Linked DNA regions of Homo sapiens: regions 1 and 2 are each linked to region 3. A link is a loop called in an ENCODE intact Hi-C map of the cell type or tissue named here. Cell type or tissue: dorsolateral prefrontal cortex. All regions are shown on one strand.

Evidence for each region. Peaks named below come from ENCODE experiments on the same cell type or tissue, not always from the same donor. Only the 100,000 strongest peaks of a DNase experiment are listed, where the experiment ranks them.
Region 1: it touches region 3 in a loop (8-fold over the local background); 97 of 110 quality-filtered maps call a loop at or near these places.
Region 2: a loop joins it to region 3, with 10 times the contacts of the local background. A loop is called at or near these places in 3 of 110 quality-filtered maps.

The regions. Positions count from the first base shown.
Region 1 is chr15:92,073,323-92,081,322 of GRCh38, forward strand. All of the region lies in intron 2 of SLCO3A1 (solute carrier organic anion transporter family member 3A1), which reads left to right. Among named protein-coding and RNA genes, the nearest start is that of SLCO3A1, 220 kb to the left of the region's middle. In dorsolateral prefrontal cortex, CTCF peaks have their summits at 4,228 (motif pointing left) and 4,428; a DNase peak (open chromatin) is centred at 4,209; H3K27ac peaks cover 945 bases.
Region 2 is chr15:91,555,874-91,563,873 of GRCh38, forward strand. No RefSeq gene overlaps it. Among named protein-coding and RNA genes, the nearest start is that of CRAT37, 97 kb to the left of the region's middle. In dorsolateral prefrontal cortex, no CTCF peak of the experiment used is centred here; a DNase peak (open chromatin) is centred at 3,378; H3K27ac peaks cover 6,753 bases.
Region 3 is chr15:91,849,816-91,857,815 of GRCh38, forward strand. SLCO3A1 (solute carrier organic anion transporter family member 3A1) reads left to right here and starts at 3,893. Exons shown (of 10, transcript NM_013272.4): 1 at 3,893-4,273. The coding sequence starts at 4,094. RefSeq lists silencers at 3,315-3,489, 3,358-3,497. In dorsolateral prefrontal cortex, CTCF peaks have their summits at 39 (motif pointing right), 3,384 and 6,374; DNase peaks (open chromatin) are centred at 3,126, 3,836, 4,436 and 6,380; H3K4me3 peaks cover 5,391 bases; H3K27ac peaks cover 6,749 bases.

The sequences.
Region 1 (8,000 bases), 220 kb after region 3:
ACGACATTCTACCCCGTGGAAAAGGTGTTGAGATGTTATGGAAACACTTCTGACTTCACAGAAGGGTTGGTTCCTGAACCAGTGGACAAGAAAGTTAATTCTGGCTTTCAAAGAAAGCCAAGAGCTCTAGAATTGTAGGGTTCAGGTTTTCATCTTTTCCTTTGGCAGAAAAGAGAGCATTCTTCAAGCCTATTCAATTCTAAGTACCAAATGACAAGCCATATTAAACAGATCCCAGTGAGCTCCCCACATCCTTTCCTGCTTACACCACAAGTGGACTGTGTGCCAAGCAAGGCTTTGAGATCAATTGCACTTCGGTGGCTTTTGAGTAGTTTCTCAACTCCATCTCATCTAGTGACATTTTAGAACGGATAATTATTTGTTGTGGAGACTGCCCTGTGCATTGCAGGTTCAGTGGCATTTTTGGCCTTTACTCACCAGATGCCAGCAGCAACCCCAGCCCATTGTGACAAGCAAAACTGTCTTCAGACATGGCTCAGTGTTCCCTGGCGGGCAAAGTTGCCACTGGTTAAGAACCACTGCTTTAAGAGAACCTATGCTCGAGGTCAGGCACCGTGGCTCACGCCTGTAATCCCAGCACTTTGGGAGGCCAAGGCAGGTGGATCACCTGAGGTCAGGAGTTTAAGACCAACCTGGCCAACATGGTGAAACCCCCGTCTCTACTAAAAGTACAAAAAATTAGCTGGGCATGGTGTCAGGCACCTGTAATCCCAGCTACTTGGGAGGCTGAGGCAGGAGAATTGCTTGAACCGAGGAGGCAGAGGTTGCAGTGAGCCAAGATCGTCCCAGTGTACTCCAGCCTGGGCGACAAGAGTGAAACTCCTTCTGAAAAAATAAAGAGAACCTATCTTCTTTCAAGCCAGCCTGTCATGTGTCAGAACTAAACAGTCATTTTCCTTATAATTTTTTTTAAAGGCCCAGTTGCTGCCTGCCCATTGCTGATGCAGGAAGTCTGAGCCATTCAGTTAACACCAACCCGAAAGATGCAGTCAGAGGCTGACTTTGCTTCCCTGCTGTGCACAATTTGTCTCTTCCCTCTCCTTCATCTGCAAACAGAACCAGAAGTGATCTTCCAGAAGAATAAAGCTCATATTGTTTGTTCCAATTATGAGGATCGTTTCTCCAGTTCTGGTCTCAGGTGGGCCTTAAGGACCTCACCAGGTGATCTGCCCAGGTGAACGTGGTATGCCCTGAAGGTCTGCTATTTACCAGTCTGTCTTGTTACCTTTTTTAGAGGAGACATTCCTCAGCAATACCTGGCCTCCATTTTCCAGCCTGTGAGTTAGAACCCCGATGCTCAGATTTCTCTAGAGGAACACACTGCCTGCAAGGATGAGTTTTCCAGAAAAGCCATCTTCCAGGACAGAGACGCAGAGAAATTAAGCAACTCATGTTGATTCAGTCTGGGAATCTCGAGAGAGCTGACAAGCAGGGCGGTGGGGGGTGGCCAGGAGCTGACATGGCTTTCTGGTAGGCAGCCCCACATCCTGCTTCCTCCCTGTGCTGAGTGTAATCACTTCTGCCCCTTCAGGAAAGTACTTCACACCCGTGGCATAGAGCCAACAGTGAGGTGGATTCCGGGTCCTCTGGATGCCTGGGATGGTGAGATGCTTGAGAAAGTTTTGGCAGTTTGTTCAGACTTGGGGACTCTCCAGTCTGCCTTCCTATCACCCAGCAGGAATGCCCTTCCCTTCAACCCTGATACCTGGGCACTTGGCCTCCACCTGAATACCCTTGGTGGTGAGCAGCTCACTACCCCTCTGAAGACAGCCAGTCCCCCGTGCTCCATGTTCCTTGTCACCTGCTATCTTATGACTGCATCCTGAATCCGACTCTGGCTTCTGGAGGGAAACTTGGTGCTTAAGCTTTTATTCCCCATGACAGTGTTCCAGCCTTGCTGCCTGCTCATTGTGTTTTCTGGGGCTAAACTTCTCCAGTCCTTTAGTTATTACATGGCACGGCTTCTAGATCCTTACTTCTCCCAAAAGCCCCTCCAGGAGGTAATCCAGCATGGTATGGCCCCCTCTAAATGTCACATTCCAGACTGACCACACTGGCAGCTGACTCTATGAGAATATGGGGGCTGCCCCTTTGTAACCCTGACTCTGTTAATGCCACGGAGGTTGCATGGGCATTTGGGATAAGTGCATCACTGGTGGGAACTCATGCTGAAGCTCCATTCCGCTGCAGCTCTTCCTGCCTTGATGAGCTCTTGCTCCATACCTTCCTCAGCCCATCCTAAAGTGCTTGCAGGCGAATGCTGGCTCCCTTTCAGACAGATAGTTTGGCCATGTTGAATCCTCAGTCTACCTCTAGTGTATGAATCTTCCCTCTCAAATGGGCATAACATGCCAGTGTATCCATCCCACATGCAGAGAATGGGATAGGAGTGACCCTTTGGCACACTGGCCAAGACCTCCATCCTGCTCCACAGGACTTCACACATCTGCTCCACGGCTTTGAGATGGTTCCGCCAGTTCTGTGTCTCAGCATCATGCATGGTTCCCTCTCTCATATAGTGAGTGAGTGTTTTTGTCCAGTCTGTACTTGCCTCACAGTATAATGTGTTTATGACTTGTCTTCAATCTAATCAGCATCCTGTTCCTATCAGAAAACTGCAGAGGAAATGAAGTTGGTCTGGCGTGACTTGTTCCTGCTAAACTCTGTCGACTTCTGACAGTGACAGCTCCCTGCTTGCAGAACACATAAATCCAGAGTTTAATAATCCATCCTTAGTTTTCACCAGGCTTCAAAATCAGCCGACTGTCATGTCAGCAAGCGGCCGTGTCCCCCTTAGTGATAAAATCAGGGTGAAATTTGCATTTGACTCACATCTTGACTGTTTTCCACCGTTCGTCAAACAAAACCCATGGTGTAGGGGCCCCGCTGGAGGTGAGGTTGGAAAGGGGTGAGAATGCATCGGTTGCGTGCAGCTGGTGCCAACCTGGCTAGCACCTCTGCAGTCTGCCCTTCCCAGTCAGAACCTCAGGACACCAACCCTGCCTCTAGATAGGAGGGATTTCTGCTGATGCAGCCTATGTTCTGCTGCATGTTCAGTACTTTCCCCGGATGCAGGACGTAGTTTTGATGTTAGGATTTCTGCTTTATCCTGGAACCCCAGCTCCCATCCCTATCTTGTGCCCTATGCATGATCACTGAGTCTCTACTCATTTGCTCCTGCATGGGGCCTGGGCATGAATCCACGGATAGACAGTGCCCCAGGGACCTGCCGCTAGCCCACCCACTCTGCCCCCAGAGCCTGATTCTCATTCTGCTGAGCCTCACTCTGGTGCTCACGGGCCTCCTTGGACACTGTACACCAGCACCGTACACCAGCCAGGGCAATCCCCACCAGTCAGCACACACTCGGAGGGAGGCCCTGAGCCAGGTCCCCACCTGCACTCAGAGCCCCATCTGCCTGTAGTCGCACAGCCTGGCATGGAGTCAGGAAGCCTGTGAGGGTTTAAAATAGGGGATGAGTGTGATTTAATATGTTTTGGGAAGATGAACCGAGTCAAGTACGGACTGTATGAGATTGGGGAGTGTATTAGTCCATTCTCATGCTGCTAATAAAGACACACCTACAACTGCATAATTTATAAAGAAAAGAGATTTAATTCACTCACAGTTCAGGATGGCTGGGAAAGCATCAGGAAACTTACAATCATGGCAGAAGAAGAAGCAATCACTTCCTTCTTCACATGGTGGCAGGAGAGAGAAGTGCTGAACAAAATGGAGAAAAGCCCCGTATAAACCCATCAGAACTCGTGAGAACTCCCTATCGTGAGAACAGCATGAGGGTAACCACCCCCATTATTCAGTTACCTCCCATGGGGTCCCTCCCACGACCCGTGGGAATTATGGGAGCTACAATTCAAGATGAGATTTGGGTGGGGACACAGCGAAACCATATCAGGGAGGTCCCTGATATGGGTCCTTCTATTACCCTGTGGTTGGGGTAATAGCAGGCCTCCCTTCCCTTCTTGGGCTTTTCGGAGATGGTCATTTTTTTGACAGACACGGCGTGAGGACCTTCACTGATTACCACAGACTCCCACAGAGTCATTTGCCCCGCCGTGTCCTCCTACAGGCGGGGGAGCCACCCTCAGAGGAGCTGGTGACCCTCCTACCTTGAACTGCACTGCTTCAGCCACACCAGTGAGGCAGGCATTCCCTGGCATGAGAAAGCGTCTGGCTCCCTCTGGTGACAAGAGGAAGCACCTGAGCCTTTGCCGCCATTTCCACTGGTGGTGGAGCACGAGGTGAGGATGGATAAACTAAGGTCCAGAGATCCCCCACACTGTAGGTGCGGGGTGGAGTCCCAAGTAGAGGCCCCATGCCACTAAAGCTCAGTTCTGTCTCCCTCAGGACCCTGGGCTTCCCAGAGCCAGCAGGGATATGGCTCTGAGCAGGTTCTTCAGCACTCTGCAGGCGCTGGTTCCTTTGGAATTAATTAGATTTCTCTAAAATTAGCTTAGAGTTAGAGGGATTTCCAAAGCCCTCAACCTTCTGCTGCCATTTCCCCTTTCTGAGTGGGAGGAAGTGCAGGATCCTGCAGGACCTGGGCTCCTACGCAGTTGTGTGGCCACAGGCTGGTAATGTAACTTTTCTGTGCCTCCATTTCTTCATTTATAAACTGATGGTGAAGACACCTGCCTCTCGGGGTTGTGAGGATTACATTCTATGCAGTGTCTAAAGGCCCTAGCACATGGCGGGTATTTAATTAAGAATGATTTTGTTGTTGCCATTATTCATGGCATCAACAGAGCTGGATCTCGAGGTAGCAGTGGGCTTTCCACTGTGGAGCAGCAGAAACCGAGTTAGTTCGCTATATCCCCATTGAGTGAACACCTGAGCATGCTAGTGAATGAGAGTGAGAAATAACTGGGAACTACACAAGTTGGCTTTTGGGAGCACCAGAGCTGGCTAGCACAGGGCCTGACTTGGGTCTTGCCCTTGAGGCCTGGGCTCATCCCCAAGGTTTTCCGAGCCTCAGGGACCTCCACAGCAGCACTCCATAGCAGGTGTCTCCCTGAGGCCACATAGCCTGAGCAGGACACACCTGAGCCCAGGAGCTGCTGTGCTTCTTGCTGTAGGCAGGTCATAGCCTGACCTCGGCGCACCTCCGCGGGCAGCTGCAGCCCAGCCATCTCCTACACAGCCACACCACTGACTCTTCTTGTTTGCAAGGGTCTCCGTCTACTGTCTGCCTCACATCTTGGGGCTCTCCCACACCTCTGCCTTTGCCCAGGCTGTTCCTGCTTTGCCCAGGCTGTTCCTGCCTTCTTCCTGTTCTTCCTCCCCTTTCTTTAGTCCTCTGCTTTGTTTTTATTTCAGCTTCCCACTTACTGTACATGTATCACTGGGCACGTTACTTCATCTCTCTGTGTCTCAGTTTCCTTACGTTAAAATGGGAGTGTATCTGCGCATAGGGTTGTGGCGACGATTAAATGAGGTAGTACATGGAATGTGCTAGAACTCAGCCCTCAGCTCACTAGGCATCAGCACCGTCATCCTCACTAGCAACAGACCTGCCTCAAAACCCAGCTCTGGCCCTACGCTATGAATGGGGATATTTCCCTCACTGATGTCCTGTGACTCATCTGCCATACTCGAGCTTGCGCCCTGTGAGAAACAGTTTATCTTGTGTACCACGTTTAGGAAACTTATTTCCAAGCCTGCCCTTTGCTAGGCACGGTGAGGGGGTCCAGCGATAATGAGTAAAATGGTCCCACAGGTCAGAGCTCCCTGGCAGTTTTCCACCCGGCCAGTCCTAACCAGGGAGCAATGCCCATGAAGGTGCTGATTTTATCCTGACATCTGGGGGCCCTGGGATGGCTGCATTCACGTTGGATGGCCCACCACATGCATCTAGTACTCCATGCCACTAGGGGGCACACCACAGCTTCCAAGTACCCTCTCAAGTGTTGGCCCACATGATCCCCACTCTGGTCTTGGGAGCTGTGTTAGTCTCCTGGGGCTGCCATAACAACATGCCATAGACTGGGTGGCTTCAACAACAGACACTCATTTTCTTACAGTTTTGGAGGCTGGAAGCCTGAGATGGTAGTGTTGGCCATGGGTCTCTTAAGAACTCTCTCCTTGGCCAGCAGACGGCCAGCTTCTCACTGTGCCCTCACACGGTCTGTCCTCTGTACCTGAGCTTCCTTGGTGTCTCTGGGTCCAAATCCCTAAGGACACCCATCAGATTAGGGCCCATCTAAGGGCCTCATTGTAATGTAATAATCTCTTTAAAAGCCCTATCTCTGAACACAATCACGTGCTGAGGTTCCCGCGGCCAGGGCTTCAACATGGATTTGAGGGGACACAGTCCAGCCCGTAATAGGGGGAGAGCAGGGCAGGTGACTGCCCTGTTTTCCAGATGGAGCTGCTGAGGCTTTGAGGGGTGAGTGCCTCGAGCACAGCCTCCTGCTGTTGCTAAGTTGTCCTGCAGAGCTTTGAAGCCTGAACTAGACACAAGGTCCTGCGGTCTCTGCACTGCCCCTTGCTGGGGGCTTGGGTGTGGACAGCAGGGAGCCTGCAAAACCTGCATCTGAGAGGATGTCCCTAGAGAGCTTCTGGGAGGACCCCACTGGGCTCACACACAGAATGCGGGCCCTTCAGGAAGGCACAAGCTGTTGTTTCTCTGGATGGATTTCCGGCCTGCGGCTAGCCAGCCAGAGAGGCATGTGCCTTCACCCTGGTAAGGCCTGGCTGGGCCTGGAGAGAAAGAAAAGATGCCTCTTTCAGCTAGGTTGAGAAGCCCAGAGTGGCAACAGCTGCGGCTTTGACCAACTGCAGATCCTCCCCGAGCATCCTGAAGTCGTCTAGCTTTGTGGGATATCGTTATACAAATTATTCTCCATGAGGCCAGGGCTTCCTACCCCTCCCAGGCCTGGGTAGTAATCAGTTTACAGTTCAACACACACGGAGTCCCTCCTCCAGGGCTGTACTGCCCCTATGGAAAAGGTGATTTTTGTGTTTTTTTAAACAGGGTCTCTGCTTTTCCCGAGCCTACAATTATTATGGCAAGCCCAATACATGGAGTTTTTTTTTTTTTTTCCTCCAGTCCAACTAGAAGCAGAACTATAGAAAAAGTCTCAGGTCACGTACTATGACAGAAGAGAGAAGGTGAAGGATGAGAGAAAATCTAGGAAGGCCCCTTGGAGGAGGTGGTATTTAAGGCAGGCTTTGAATGGAGGATCAGTTTTTGATGCACCGCTAGGGCCCTGGAGGAGAAGGAGAAACTGGGTTGAAGACCAGCATAAGCAAGGCCCATGCCCATACCAGACAGCAGTAGGGGCCATACTCGGTGCCCCAGAGGCCACACGGGGTACACCAGGCAGAGTTCTGTGCTGAGTGCTCACACTCGTGGCGGCATACAGTGCTGCTTTGGCTGGCTTTACGAGAGATTTGGGTTCTGTCACCATGCTCAGTGACTTTGGTCTGGCCACATTTGGTGAATGGCTGCCCCTCCACCTTCCAGGGTGAATATCAAATTGTGTCCATATTCTTCCTTTAGCCCATGTGCCCAGATGCATTTTTTTTGGGCGGGGGAAGGTAGGTATTTTTCATTTTTATGGATACATAGTAGCTGTGTGTGTGTGTGTGTGTGTGTGTGTGTGTGTGTGTGTGTGTGTGTATGGGGTACGTGAGATTTTTTGACACAGGCCTACAATGTGCAATAATCACATCAAGGTAAATGGGGTATCCATCATCACCTCAAGCATTTATCATTTCTTTGTGTTACCGACATTCCAGTGATACTCTTTCAGTTATTTTTAAATGTAAAATAAATTACTGTTGACTGTAGTCACCCTGTTGCAATATCAGATACTAGAGTTTATTCATCCTGTCTATATTTTTGCACCCATTAACCATCCCCACCTCCCCTGCCCCCTTCCCAGCCTCTGGTAACCATCATTCTACTCTTTACCTCCCAAATGCATTTTGGGTACCAGCTATTTCTTTGGTCAGTG
Region 2 (8,000 bases), 290 kb before region 3:
TTAAAGTCTTGTTTTTGTCACTGACTCTGGTGAGGGTATTGGAAATAATTATAAATTTGATTTAAGAGACCCCAGAAACCAGAGGCCTTGGAAGTGGCAGATACTCACCAGGGTTGTCTTGTGGTCTGTGCAGTCACATAGGGCTCCACTCTCAAGAAGGCCCCTGTTGGGGAATTAATGGACTGTGGGTGCCATCTTGAAATCCTTAACAATTTTATCATCGGATTTGTTTGTGTTTTGTAAGTGCAGTCCAATGGGACAAAGGAGCACGCCCCAGAGGCATGGTGGCCAAGTTCAGGAGCAGTCCTACCTCCAGCCTCCTCCCTGAAATGAGCCATTCTCTTCCCGTGGACTGCATCTGCCCTGAGGACAGGCTCAGGAAGGGATGGGCTCTGGTAGGTGTGCTGTGAGACCTAGGGTGAGGCCCGAGGCACCTCGGGTGGTGAACGCTCACCCCTCAAGTTTCTCTGTTTTCAAGGAGGTACAAAATTAAATAGCAAATAAAAAGTAGTATGAGAGGTTGAGAGAAAGATGAAAGAAAAAAGGAAACAAGCTTTACCCCTGCTTTTTGGACAAGAGACCTCACATTTTAATTTCGCACTGGGCCCTGCAAATTATGGAGACAGCTCTGGGGCTCAGCCTTTGGGTATCATGTCCAAAGGCTGAGAGCAATTCCTCACCAACTCCAGATGGTGAGCTCATGGACAGGGAAAAGTGGAGAATGGAAGTCATAATCTGCCCTCAGTTTTTGCCTTTCATGTTTATTATATTTCAAGTAGCAAATAATTACTTATCTTTTTTTAGGGACCGGCTAGTGCTCCATAGACATAGGAAAACCTGGAAACCACTTGGTGAATTAAGACTGAACATTTAGACTTGCGATTATGCCCTTGTAATCCTCTAGTCTTGCCTTGGTTTATGAATCTGCTAACTCAAGTAGTGGGAGAGGCTTCTAGAGGTAGATTTTCTGGTGTTGTGTTTTACGTTGAATATCAACCATTATAACACAATATTGTGCTGTGTATTAGATTATGACCTTCTTTTAACTTGCTTATCTTCCCCGCAAGCCTTCCGTGTGACAGGGAAGAATAATTGATGCTGTCTGTATTGCAGATACACACACACACACACAAACACATGCACACACATTACGGCACATACAGCATATATTATTTTGTTTATACTTTAATATGGGTAAGTAACAGTTGAAGTGCCCTAATCAGGAATATGCCCTGAAGGGGGAGTTAGTATTTTACTGAATTTAATGAGAAGCCAACGTTTTAGCGGAAGCTACTGCAAGCCTGCAACTATCTTTAGAACATTTCTGATTAGCATGAAAGACATAAAAGATAGTTTTTTATTGATAAAATGAGTGGTTTTGTAGACTGACTAGAAATAATTATGCAGAAACAACCTGCCTTCCATAATGGGCCACAAGAATCTAAGGTGCCCATCAGCCTGTAGCTGTTAGAGTGGTGCCTTAGGCCAAAGGACTCCATTATATTCTGTATCCAGTTCCACTTAGGAAAGAATCTCTCATTCTTTTTAGATCACAGTAATAAGTATATTTTACATCATGACCCAGTACACACACATACACACACATTCACACTGAAAGGAAAATTTTCCAGAGAATGTGCTTCTTACCTCACTTTATGTAATGCTATAGTCTATTCAGTTCTACTCTGTTTCGTTGTTATTTTTATTGCTGGTTGCAACCCACTAAATTCATTCGAGAACACACTAGAGAGATGCAAACTGCAGTTTGAAAAGCCCTGAGTGGGAGGGCTAGCTTAATCTTGCTGCCTGAATATTGTTGTATGTTCTGTGAGTGAGTTCTTGCAAGGTGCTGGTTGAAGCGCCTGACATGGCCAAAAATGGACGATTTATTGAGTTACAGGATTAATGGTGTATTAGTCTGTTTTCACACTGCTATTAAGAACTACCTAAGACTGGGTAATTTACAAATAAAAGAGCTTTAATTGACTCAGAGTTCTGCAGGCTTAAGAGGAAGCATGACTGGGAGGCCTCAGGACACTTACAATCATGGTAGAAGGTGAAGGGGAAGAAAGCACCTCTTACCATGGCAGAACAGGAGAGAGAGAAAGCAAAGGGACAAGTTTCACACATGTTTAAACCATCAGATCTTGTGAGAATTGACTCGCTGTCATGAGAACAGCAAGGGGGAAATCCGCCCCGATGATCCACTCACCTCCCACCAGGCCCCTCCTCCAATTCCACATGAGATTTTGGCAGGGCCATGAATCCAAACCATATCAAGTGGGACACATACTCTTGTGCTAGGGCGGTAATGAATGTTCATGCATGTGCCAGAATTTGGTTTGTTTGGGACTTGCTTCCATTGTAACTACTACCAGGTAGTAAAGAGTCGGGAGAGAAAACCTAAAGCTCTTTCCTGAGCCCAACTACTGGATGTTACCAATAACTGCAAAAATAATGTAATAATTATGACTAACCACACTGGTTTAAGTGAATTTACAAACAATACATTTTTCTTCTTCTTCTTCTTCTTTTGTTTTTGTTTTTTTTTTTGAGACAGAGACTTGCTCTGTCACCCACACTGGAGTGCAGTGGTATGATCTTGGCTCACTGCAACCTCTGCTTCCCAGGTTCAAGCAATTCTCCTGCCTCAGCCTCCAGAGTAGCTAGGACTACAGGCATGCAGCACCACACCCAGCTAATTTTTGTATTTTTAGTAGAGACGGGGTTTCACCATGTTGGCCAGGATTGTCTCCATCTCTTGACCTCATGATCCACCCGCCTCGGCCTCCCAAAGTGCTGGGATTACAGGCGTGAGCCACTGTGCCTGGCCAGCAGTGCATTTTTCAAATGAAATACCATTAGGCATTTTAGTGGGTTGAATGATCACAACCGAAAAAAATAGGTAATTTTTTTTAATGTGATCTTATTTCATGAATGTGATCTTATTTGGTAAAAGGAACTTTGCAGATATAATTAAGGATCATGAGATGAGATCACCTGAATTTCTGGCTGTAGGCAGGGGAGCCTAAATCTAATCCTGTGTCCTTATAAGAGAAAGACAGAGGAAAATTTGAGAAGGGGGAGAAAGGAGTGAAGATGGAGGCAGAGACTGGAGTTACACAGCCACAAGCCGAAGAACACCCAAAGGCCCCAGAAGTTGGGAGAGGCAAAGAATGGATTCTCCCCTGAAGACTTCAGAAGGAACATGGCCCTACTGACACCTTGATTTCAGACTTCTGGCCTCCAGAACTGTGAGAGTAAAGGCCTATGGTTTTAAGCCACCAAGTTTGTGGTCACTTGTTATAGCAGTCCTAGGAAACTAATATAGGCGTTAAGTGAACAAAGACCACAGAACTCTCTTTGATAACCCTGCCAGTCACGCGGTCCCAACCAGTATGATCTCATCCCAAACAAAGGACCAAAGATCTATTATGTATTTTGTTTTGCCAGCTTATTCAGAGTTGGCTTTCAGGAAAGAACTACATCTTGTTTGATTGAAAATATTTTGAAACATCATTCACCATCTCTGATGGTATTTATGGCTCAACATTCTTTATAGCAACAAGATGAATACTAAATTAGAAGCTTATTTCAGAATTGTGGTGGGCCTGCCTTCCACACACTGACAGGGAGAACTAACTTCTTCAAGGAAGAATAAACAGAGGGAGATAGCCAAGGGATCCATTCTAAGAGATTTTATTTCCTTAAGCAAAGGTGGCCCTGGCTTGGACATCGCAGGAAGATTGAAGTGCCATCCTTGTGCCAATAAGAAAAAAGAGGCAGCCCACATACGTCGGGGTTTTGGGTTTGAGGTATGGTCCTATGATAAGACAGGTAATATCCTCTTATAAATAGCATAAAAGGGAAAAAAAGGAGAAAAGGAGAAAACCACAACATGGAAACTTCACATTTACTTTAGGAAGTCAGAGTAAATCCAAAGATCAGAGAACCTGGCATAGATCTTGTTAACATTTTGAAATCAGTTTGTCTCCAGTAATAGTCCTAAAGTGTAAGTATTTTTAAAAAAATTCTTCTGAGGCAATTGCTTCCCTCCCACAAACCACTTAGCAGTACAAGCTTCTTGGTTTTAACTTCAAACATAATGTGACAAAAATGTATATTTCAAGGACAAATTATGATGGAAAAATAGATCATTGTATTTATCTTCTACAGGTATGATGAGAGGATTATTTGATCATTTCTACTGAATCATTAAATCAGAAAGATTGCAAAACATTCTGTGAATTATACATGCAAATTGCCTTTAATAACACCAACATTCAGTTGCCTCTGGAATCTAATAAAGAAAATGTTTTTGGTCCACCCAGCAGCATTTATGTAACAGGGCCAACATGAGACATAACAGTGACATTTGAAACGAGCTTCAAATGACATGAAAGCCATTATAATATGACAGTATTATGATGATCTTATTAATTGCCGTGGACATCGTTAGGTACTTTGTTTATTAGACAATTCCAATTGTCTAATATTTAACATTTTAACCTTTCCAATTCTTCCCCTAAATTTTTAAAAACTATTTTAACATGCTAATTTATTTTTTGGGTTTAAGATGGATCTGAGCTAACATTATCTCATTTTAGGAAGCCAGGTAGAAAAATCAACTTTCCCCATCACAAGGATTTATACAATTCCTGGGGATGGACTCAGGCTGGACTGGCTTGGATCACATGACCATATCAGGATCAATCACTGAGGCAGCTGGCGGGGTGGATCCTCTCTCTAACTGGGAGCCCTTCTCTGGTCCTCATGTTTCAAAGGAAAAGACCCATCTCCAAAGAAAAAGGTGGCCATGCTATTAGCAGAAAGGACTAAGGGAAGGAGCTATTCAGAAAAACACAGGTGCGTGCACACACACTCAGACATATACACAGATGTACTTAGACAGACTGAAAAGATACTGGAAGAAAGTATAGTGATGTTGTAATCCCAGCACTTTGGGAGGACCATGATGTCAGGAGATCGAGACCATCCTGGCTAACACGGTGAAACCCCGCCTCTACTAAAAAATACATAAAATTAGCTGGGCATGGTGGCATGTGCCTGTAGTCCCAGCTGTTTGGGAGGCTGAGGCAGGAGAATTGCTTAAACCCGGGAGGCAGAGGTTACAGTGAGCCGAGATTGCGCCATTGCACTCCAGCCTGGGTGACAGAGTGAGACTCCATCTAAAAAAAAAAAAAACAAAACAAAAAAGTATAGTGATGAATGTGTTAGCCACAGTTCTGGATTATGGAATTACTGGGGATATATAATCACATGTTGTTTACTGTACTTGTCCCAGTATTAAGCACTTTGCCTTTTTATACACAGAAGTGATAAGACTTCACTAACACTAGTTTGTTATTGTAAATAAAAGGGGGATTGAAAGCTTTGGCAGAGGTAGAAGAGTTCCAGGCAGTAAGAGAATCGTGGGTGCTCTGTGATCCTCAGAGAAGACTTCTGGCAGGTCAGAAACAGATTGCTTTAATGGCGTAAATGAATGGTCACTCAGCGATGGGGAATAGCAGCTCCTGGAAAGGGCTACAAGGTGCTGCCAAACCGCTGCCCCTTCTTGTTTCACCTCCAGTTTATTCTAAGCAGGGGCACGTGTTTTTCTCTTTTGGTCTTGCTATTCTCAGTCTTGGATTACACATCTCTTCTGACTCATTCATCCATTCAAGCTCAGTTGAGAAAGGTTTTAAACCTCTTCCTCTGACAAAGAATCCTTTATTTAAATATGCCTCCTACCCACGAGAAACAAAGCAGGATTCAGTTACCAAGTATTCCAAAAGCCATTGTTTTCTAAGCGTTTGTCATGTGCGCACATTATTTTATTTCATTTAATAAATTCTGGGTTGCCATTCCAAATTTCAGATGAGGAAATGAAGACATGGAAAAGTTGTGTAACTTGTGGAAAATCATACGGCTTGAAATGACCTAACTGGGATTTGAACGGAAGTTGGTTCCAAGCCCATGACCTCGAAAAGGGAGGGCCTAATACTGCCACATCATAGCTATGTTGTTTTCAGCAAGTCATCTCCACCTGAGTCATAATTTTCTCGACTGTAAAGTCAGAATATTTATACATCCCACCAGCCTGTTGCACTGGCTCTTGGCAAGTTCTATAAGATGACACACAGAAAGGAACTCTGTTCATAATGGATCATGCCTGCACACGTGTGATATTTTGTCCACAGACTGAGCCTCTAGGAGACTGCCTACAGAGTTTGGAGGCACATCCAGTAAAGCTGGAATGCTAGGAAATTCAGGGGGTTGCACAATAGGAGGAAGGGGTAAAATGATGATACTAATAGACTGAGTCTGCAGGTGTGGGTTGGTAAGATGCTAGGCAGAGTCTGGGCAAGGTCAGGTGACCAACTGTCCTGACCTGGCCCAGGACTTGGGGATTTCTAGGGAAGTAGGAATTTCTGTGCTAAAACTGGGAAAGTCCTGAGCAAGCCAAGATGAATTCACTTGGGGAGCTTTGAGGACCAGGCAGCTCGATAGTGACACCATCCATATCTCATAGGTGCCAGCCCCTTCTTTGGCCCTTTTGGAAGAGCAGAGAAAAGCGTGCATTTCCAGAAATAATGAGAGATCAAGGAACCACACTCAGAGAGAACTGTAGTGATTCTCCCCCAAACTCATAGCACCCTGAAAGTGGACTCTTCAGAAGTTTCCTCAGGTCACAAGCCCGTGGCCATCCATTTGGGACATAACACTCAGTCTTTTCCAGGGAGGAGGGGAGGGCTCAGTTGGGAGTCAGAAGCCAAGAGAGCAGGCATTTCGAAGTTTGCACACAGCCTTGCATTTGAATGCTGTCCCTCTGCTAATTCACACTTTCCTTAAAATGCACGCTTTTCCATAGGGTTCCTATGCCTTCCTGACTAGTGAGTTCTTGAGCTCTCCCGTCTTTCTTGTGTGGTAATGTTCAGGCAGGACTGAATACCCAGAGTGGACCTGGTGCAGAAAAAGCTGTGACTCCTACCCCAGCCCACAGTATTCCTATTTAGAAAATTCTGCAATCTTATTTTGACACTCCCCAGCTCTCCATGTGAGAGCCAAATTGCCTGGGTTCACATCCTGCTGTTACAAGTTCTTGCCAACTGTGTCCCAGTAAGCAAGTTACTTCATCCTCCTTCCCTATTTTTCTCATTAGTAAAATCAGGGTGATAATTATGATACCTAATATAATTGGTAGTGTGAGGATTAAATAAATTAATACATGCAACGTGCTTAGAACAATGTCTGGAAGCTAGTAAGTACTCAGTAAGTATTAGTGTTTATCAGTTTTTTACCTACCTACTCATTGCACTAGGGTGGTATTCTACCACTTTAAAAAACGAGATTTAAAGGTTCCCTTCCTTAGTTTAGTAGAAGGAGCATAAAGTTTTGGAGGTGTGTGGTTTTTCTCCAACATTGTGTAACTCCTGTAAGTTTCAGTTTCCTGGTCTGCTAAATTGGGCTAAGAGTCCTCTGAGGAGGATTCAACGAGATAATACACGGCCATTCCCTCCTTAGGGCCCCATATTGCTTACACTCTATCTACACTAGAGCATTGAGTATCCTATGTTATGTTTGTCACTAGACTGTGAGCCTCTTGAGAGAAAGGGTTGTATCTTTTTTATCTTCCCATTTCCAGAGCTTTACTCTGCCTGGCATGAAGGGAGAATCAAATCAATGCATGTCTGCTGAAGTGACGGCACCTAGTACAATACCTAGCTCGTATTAGAGGATCAATGAACTATGGTTTTCCTCCTAAGGTTATAAAGCCAGTCAGTAGCATAAGAGGGCTAATCTTGACATTCTGTTCCTTAAACCGATTAGTAAAGTTACCTTACAAGGAAGATTATTGAGGAAGTGATTATAGAATGCCTTTAGTTCATGAGCAAAAATAGCACTTAAATAGAGGTTCCATTAGACAGTTGATCTACCTTTCTATTTTCCAAATTGGGCTTTCTGTAAAACATCCATTGTATTTCCTTCAGTTTTCAGTT
Region 3 (8,000 bases):
CATTCATAATACCAACCTCTTCCTAAATTCACCATCCACCACTAGAGGGAGAGATGAATGAAAAAGGCCCTAGCATGGAAGTGGAGGTTACAGCATTTCTCCAAGGCAACATTTAAGGAAGCCCAGTTGAGGCCTTTAATGGGGTTTAAGTTGTCGGCTTTCCTGCTCACATGAGTGTTAACCGTCTATTTCAGAGGCTTGTTGGAGGGGGCACTGCAGTTCATGGAAGGGTTAAACCCCCTCTACCTCCCTTTCTTTCTCCTCCCTGCTCCCGTGTCAGGAGTTGGTTCCTTCCTGTGGGTTCGTGGTCTCGCTGACTTCAAGAATGAAGCTGCGGACCTTTGCGGTGAGTGTTACAGCTCTTAAAGGTGGCACGGACCCAAAGAGTGAGTAGCAGCAAGATTTATTGTGAAGAGCAAAAGAACAAAGCTTCCACAGCGTGGGGGGGGGGGGGGGTGGGGCAGCTTTTGTTCCCTTATTTGTCCCCACTCATGTCCTGCTGATTGGTCCATTTTTCAGAGTGCTGATTGGTCCATTTTACAAACCTCTAGCTAGCTACAGAGCACCGATTGGTGCGTTTTTACAGAGCACTGATTGGTGCATTTTACAAACCTCTAGCTAGCTACAGAGTGCTGATTGGTGCATTTTACAATGCTCTTGTGAGACAGAAAAGTTCTCCAAGTCCCCATCCGACCCAGGAAGTCCAGCTGGCTTCACCTCTCACTCCCACCAATTTGGGGTGGCAAATGTAGACTCAATTCCTGCCACTTGCTGGCGGTGAGCTCCCAAAATCCACCTACTGTTGTTTCTTTTGAGAAAAAAAAGGGGCTAATAAGACCAGCTCTCCCTGTTGTAAGCTTCAGCTGAGATACAGGACATAGAAGTACTTCATAAGCATTAACGTGCTGTACAGATACAAGGATGTTTACTATTTTTCTGCTGCTTCCTCTATCTGCATACGGGGCTAGGGGAATGCCAAGCAGAAGCACTTGGTGCTCATAAACCCACCTTATCATCCCTGGAGCCCTGATCTACAAGTAAATAAAGGATGAGCAAAGAAGGAAGGGAGTTGAACTTGTTAAATTCCTTCTTTCTGACTGTTGTGAGGCCGCAGCCTGATTTCCCTGAGGCTGACTTTGATGATTCTTTAGGCTTCAGGCACCAGGATTACTTTCATGGCTGCTTACCATTAATTATAGGAAGAATCCACAACCCTAATCCGAAATCCTTTATCTGACAGCAAAAGTGTGTGATTTCTCTAAAGACAGCTAATTTTTTAATCTAAAATAAATGGTTAAGCTGAAAGAAGGCTGTGCCCTTCTCAGTCTGTACATGAGGCATTGTGGCATAGAACAAAAAGGGCTGGCCGGGCGTGGTGGCTCATGCCTGTAATCCCAGCACTTTGGGAGGCTGAGGCAGGTGGATCACCTGAGATCAGAGTTCGAGACCAGCCTGACCAACATTAAGAAACCCCGTCTCTATTAAAAATACAAAATTAGCCGGGTGTGGTGGCACGTCTGTAATTCCAGCTACTCCAGAGGCTGAGGCAGGAGAATCACTGAAACCCGGGAGGTGGAGGTTGCCATGGGCCGAGATCGCACCATTGCACTCCAGCCTGGGCAACAAGAGCGAAACTCCATCTCAAACAAACAAACAAACAAAAAAGAACAAAAAGGGCTGGACATGGATGCAAGTTTTGTTCCTTTCCAGCTTTATAAAAGAGGAACAACATAAGTCCCAGCCTCCCCATCAGATGAACCACACTGCGTGATAAACGAGATAATATGTATGTAGTTATAAAGAACCTGGGCTATGATGGCAGACAACCTGGTTTTCAAAGACTTGCCCTGCCACTTACTAGACAAGTGACACTGGTCAGGTTAACCTTTCTAGGCCTCAGTTGTCTCATCTGTAAAACAAGGCTAATAATAGTATCTGGTTTAGAGGATTGCTGTGAGGATTACGTTGTAAATGCGGGTGAAGCACTGAGAATGGTGTCTGGCCATAATAAGCACACAGTAAACATTAGCTCTTGTTATTACAAAGAATGTAAATAAGAGTTGAAGACTATAAAGCACTCCGCACATTTCATTAGCAATGGGGTCACCATTCGTAGACAAGTCTCAGCTCAGCTTTGCAGCTTACCGTCACAGAGGCAGGGAACAGAGCTAGCTTGTCAAGGGTCTTCTCAGGAGGAAGTGGGGAGGTAGCCCATGAAGCAAAGTGATGGGGAGGGAAAGAGGGGGACATAAAGATCCTGCAGAGAAGTTGGCTCCGAGTGATAGGAGGGTGTGGGGAAGAAAGAAGGGGGCAGTAAGGATTCTCATTATAGGACTGGCCGGGAATGGTGTGACCACTGATTCAGGAAGTGGGGAAGACGGGAAGAGACTTCAAGTGTGGGGGGAGCCAATTCAGATAGGAGGTGGCCTAGACAAGGTGAGGGCATCTCAAAGCGACACCAAGCCTGGGTGAGATCACGTCTGGAGCCACAGAAGGATGAAGCAGTTTATATTTAAATGCCATGGCAAAACAACATCCCCACCATTACACCCTCCATTCTCATTCAAGTTCTTCGGGAGAAAGGAAAAATATGGTCGGGTTCATTGCTATTCAGTTTTGAAGTTGAGCCTGCATTTGGACACAGGCGCTTGGGAGAGTGGGTCATTTTCTTTGACACAATTATTAAGGAAACCGTTTTAAATGATTCCTTGAGTCCCCCAATGGCCCAGGTGGAAGGTGCTGTTTCCTGGTACCTGTCCAGCCCTCTGAGCTTTTCTCTCAGCTTCCAAACGCTGCAGTTGAGAACTAGCAGATCCTATTGGTAGTGCCCTGTGGCCCACACTCCTTGGTAACGGTGAGAGTGGGGAGTAATTAGGAGCGGCTGCCATGGGCCAGGCATTCAGGTCAAGGCCGAGGATGGTGGCCAGGGCCACAGAGCCAGGGGACGGGTGGGGACCCAGCAGGCCTGCGGCTGGCCGCTTGCTGAGCGCTCCAGCAGCGGGGCCCTGGGCGGATGAAGGGCCGGAGAAGGCCCTCTGCTGGGGCCGCGGCGATCTTGCAGCGCCTGGACACCGAGGCTGGGGCACTAACGGTCCGTGGGGCTCCCGACGTATTCCTCTAACTTCCCCTTTCTGTCCTTTCGGTCTGGGGCCTTTTCAACACCCCCTGTGGCCGGGGACAGCTGGGGCAGAAACCGGCAGGCGGCAGAAGCCTCAAGCAGCTCTGACCTCTGGCACCTCCCCAAGACCCAGAGCACAACATCTGTCCCCAGAAATCCCCGGGCGGAGAAGAGCGCGCGCCAAGCCCTTCCTGGGTACTCAGTATTCTCCCTTCCTGGGAACAGCCTGCCCTCTGAGGCCTGGGCACCCGGGTTCCCGAGCGCCGGGTCCCAGCCCCGCGGGGGCGCCTCCGCACCCCATCTCCGCGCCCGGCGCAGAGCCGCCAGTCTCCGCCGCGGGGCCCCGTGCCCCGCAGCGCCACCTAGGGGCCGGGCGCCGCCTCCCGCCCTCAGGGGCACCCCCCTTACTCCGCAAGGACTCCGGGTCTCCCCAGTTCTCCCGGCAGCCGGACCCTCCCAGCCTCGGCCGCCGGGCCGCCCTCCGCATCCCAAGCCCGCCTCCCGTGCCTCCCCGGGGGCGCACCGGCAGCGAGGAGCGGCTCGGCGAGGGCGCGCAGCGGCGGCCCAGGCCCAGGCCTTGGGGCTGGGGCTGAGGGGGTGAGAGCAGGCGCGGCCGGCGGGCAAGGGGAACCGGGCGATGGCAGCGGCGGGCGGCCGCGGGAGGCGAGGCAGCGGCGGCGGCGGGCGGCGCGACGAGCCCCTGTGATTGGCACAGCCGGAGCCGGAGGAGGAGGCCAGGGGAGGGCGGAGGCGGGGGAGGAGGAGGAGGAAGGGGCGATCGCGGCGGCGGCGGCGGCGGCGAGGAGCTGTGCCTTCCACCTCTCCAGCCCCGGCAGGACGGGGGCGGCCGCCGCGAACCCGGGGCGGGGACAGCACGCAGCCTCGAGGCGCGCACCCCCGCCCGGCAGCGGCCCCGACACCCGGGGCGAGCGGGAAAGCGGCAGCGGCGGCGGCGGCGGCGGCGGCGGGGGAAGGATGCAGGGGAAGAAGCCGGGCGGTTCGTCGGGCGGCGGCCGGAGCGGCGAGCTGCAGGGGGACGAGGCGCAGAGGAACAAGAAAAAGAAAAAGAAGGTGTCCTGCTTTTCCAACATCAAGATCTTCCTGGTGTCCGAGTGCGCCCTGATGCTGGCGCAGGGCACGGTGGGCGCCTACCTGGTGAGTCCCCGAGCCAACTCCGCCGCGGGCCCCTTCCCCAGCCCGGCTCTCGAGCGGCCGCCTGGCCCGACGAGGGGGCCGCCCGGCGCTGGGGGCAGGCGGGCATGACCTCGGCCCGGCGTGGAGGTTGGCGAGTGGTGCAGAGGCGGCCGCCGGGGGAGCTGCCGGCCGGGGCTGCCAGCGAGCGGGTAGCGGGCGGGACCGTTGATGCCGGTAGCAGCTCGCGCGCGTCCGGCTGGGGCAGGGGGTGCCGGGGGAGGAGAGGCGGCGGGCAGGTGGGCGTGAAACTATTCCTCTCCCCCCATAAGAGCGGAGCGAGACGGTGAGTTCAGGGTTCTCCTTGGAGAGGAACGAAAAAGCGTCGGGGTTTTCAGGTGACCTGCACATGGGAAGAAAAACCAGTTAGCATCCTGCGTCCTCTACTCTCCATTGCATCCTCCTCGAGAACAAATCTATTATGCATCATTTTCTCCGGGCGCTTTCTACATCCGCCAATTACAGGGGGATATAACAGCTTAGAGTGAAATGCGCCCTAGTGTGGCCCTGGCCTGAGCCGGGGCTGCAGGGGGAATATTGCCACCCGGTATCCCTATAGCCCTCTTTGAGCGTCTGGGATAAAGTTACGGTACCTAGAGAGCAGCTGCGAGTTTGTGTAGTTCCTGCTATCCACTCTTAGTGCTAAATTCCCCATCGTGGTCTGTCGCCTACAGAAGGTTGCACCATTTTCCACAATGAATATGTATTTTATTTGCCTCCAGAAAGGGGATGTTAATGCTCAGAGGGCCCATGGGTGCGTAACATTTCAGAGGAAACAGCTTGTAATGACTCAGCACTGTCAGGTACCTACTTTGTCGCTTTCGCCTCCTCTGCTCAGGTGGTCGCAACTTGAGTTCCAGAGAGCGTGCTTCCACACCTAAGTACAGTCCTGTCTAAACGGGAAATTTTTTTTGAGAGTTTATAGTGTTAAATCATTACTTGGCTATTGACCCGCAACTGGAATCAAATGTCATAGACTTTGAGTATTCCTGAGCAAGTTTGATGGAGATAGAATTGGACAAGATTTTGGCCATTGAATAACCACATCCAGAGATAGAACCACGCGTATCCTGATGCTATGATTAATCCCTCATTCCTGGCCTTGGGGTAAAGTTCATGAGGGCCAGACGCTGGGGGCTGTATACCATTCATAAACTATCTCTTAAGGCTCAGGGCTCACTGTTAAAGGGAAATACAAGCAGTGCTTGGTCTCCGGTGTTGAGGAAGTTAGGTGGTTGTGAGAGAGGGGGTCTTCAAACTCAGCTCTGTTCCTGGGGTGACAGAATTTCAGGGCTTTTGAAAATCAAATACATTTCTGTTGCTCATTCTGAGACGAAAAGCGTTTACATCCCGGTCTCTGTCTTGTGCATTCGTAACTTGTAGACTGCAAGTGAACCCTGTAGTCAAAAGCATACCTTGTTTTCTGTTCTATAAAATACACTTATTGTGTCTATAGTTATAATATGCAGTTGCAGACAGTACCTATTAGCCCTTGGAATTTGAGGGATAGGGGATAATTGTGTTTTGGGAGTCAGTTTATCGGCACTTCCTTAGGGGAAATTTAACTGTTAAAATATTTAAATAAGTACATGTATTACAGAGATGCAAATTCACATTAATAAAATATATGTGGGTCTGTACTGTGACATATGCAAAGTACATAATACCTAACCGGGTCTATGTTTAGAAGGAGGTAATTAGTATATCAACAGCTGCCTCCACTTTAACGGTTTGTTTGCCTCAAACCAATTTTGCTCGGTAGAGTGCATTATTCATGTGTGGCAAACACCCGCAGAACTTTTCACCCCAGGAGTGATAAAAGCGTGGGCTTACTATTTTTCGGTTGCAGTGATCTAAGGATTTGACAAATAAATGAAGCTGGGCTGCAACTAGATGAATGGCCTAGCTCCTTTAGAAAGTTAAGAAGCCGAGTACTCCTGGAGTGGTGGACTTCTGGAGGCAGGGCTGGCCCCAGGAGATAGGAGGTTGACTTTAATCCCAGAACAGGGGAATGGCAAGCAGAGGAGGAATTCGGTCCACCTGGTGGCGGCATCCTGGCACTTCTAGCCTTCGCTGATGGAAAGCCTGGTTGGGTGGGGTAGGGTAACAGGAGTCAACAGGTGACTTGCAGAAAGCAGCTGGAGGCCCAGGAGAGGACAGGCCTAGGAAATTGAATTCATTTTGATTACTAGGAGTGGAGGCATAAGGCTCTAAGGGCTCTGCTTTGCCCGGCTGCCCTCGTCTTTGCCTTGCCATCGGAGCCTCATGAAAATAAATAGTTGGCTTGTCAGGGTTGACTGACGCAGCTTGCTATGGGCTTTGCTCTTCTGGGCCACTTCAGAGTTTTCTCTTCATCTGTTATTTGGGAGATGGGGAAAAAAAGTTTGCTCCTTCAGCCATGCGAGACTTCTCTGTGGATAATTGGAGAATGAAATATTGCAGGCTGTTTGCAGGAAAGGCACATTTCTTCCTTTTAATTCATCATGGCTTTCTTAGGAAACCTGAGACCTTGTGTCTGTAGGGGACCACAGGGCAGGGTCCACGTGCTAAGTGTGCGTTATACGTGATCCTTACCTTGGCAATCAGCCTGCCTCTCTAATGAGGCATTTCCAGATACTTGAGGAAGGACTTGCCTTGGGACAGTGCCAGTAATGCTCCCTTTCACAGAGAGGAGGGTGGTTACAAATTCTATGCCAACGATGTTATTTCCTATTAGATTCCCAGAGTCCACCTTCTTATTTCATCTCCCCAGGTGCCTTAAAATATTGCAGTTTCATTTCCTTATTTTTTTCTGAAAAGACAAATTTCTCAGTGTCCTGAATGACACTAGTGTAGGCTTCCCAACTGCAGAACTGAAGCAGAAGGTTGCCTGTGATTTAAGAAGCAACTTTGAGAAGGAGGACTCGTGTGTGTGTGTGTGTGTGTGTGTGTGTGTGTGTGTGTGTGAGAGAGAGAGAGAGAAAATGTGTGTGTGTGTCTGTGTGTGTGTGTATGTATGCATGTGTTTGTTTTCCACCAAGAACCTGCCCAGGGAGGAAACTCAAAGGAAAACTGTATTGTATATAAGGCCATCAATTGTTAGGCTAGGCTGGGGGCCTGCAACTTTTGCCTTGGTGTCAGGCAGTACAGAAAGACACTGATCCTGAAAGCCAGACTCAGTGATCTAGATAAAGTAACCCAGGTGCAACCTGGGCCAACTGTGGATTCTGAAATCTATTACGGTTACAAACATCTTAACTGGAAACCATGCTTCAGATAAACCAATAGTCACAGGGATGTTCCATCATAGTCACCTAAACCTCCTGACTGGCTATGACATAATTTTTGCAGCATAAGAGGAGAGGCCTGCTCGGTTTGATAGTCATTTTGTATGGAACAGAGAATGCAATTTAATTTTCTTCTACTTGGGTTTTGGCTTCGAGTGGCTCCAGTCCTGTTTGCAAGGATGTAACATGTGCTTAAGTCTTGGACTGGTTGGAGAAGATGCAGGCATATGAGAACTGCATGGGGAGAAAGTCATTTTGTGTGTGCCTATTGGTGTTTTGCAGAGACCCCCTAAAATGTTTTAAGCCACTCGCTGAGGGTAGCCCTGCATATAGAGGTTTCTGTGTGGTATCAAATTACTGAGGACTGGAGTAGATAAGGGTGTGTACAGGAAATTAAAGCCTCTGACACTTCTAGATGATTAGTT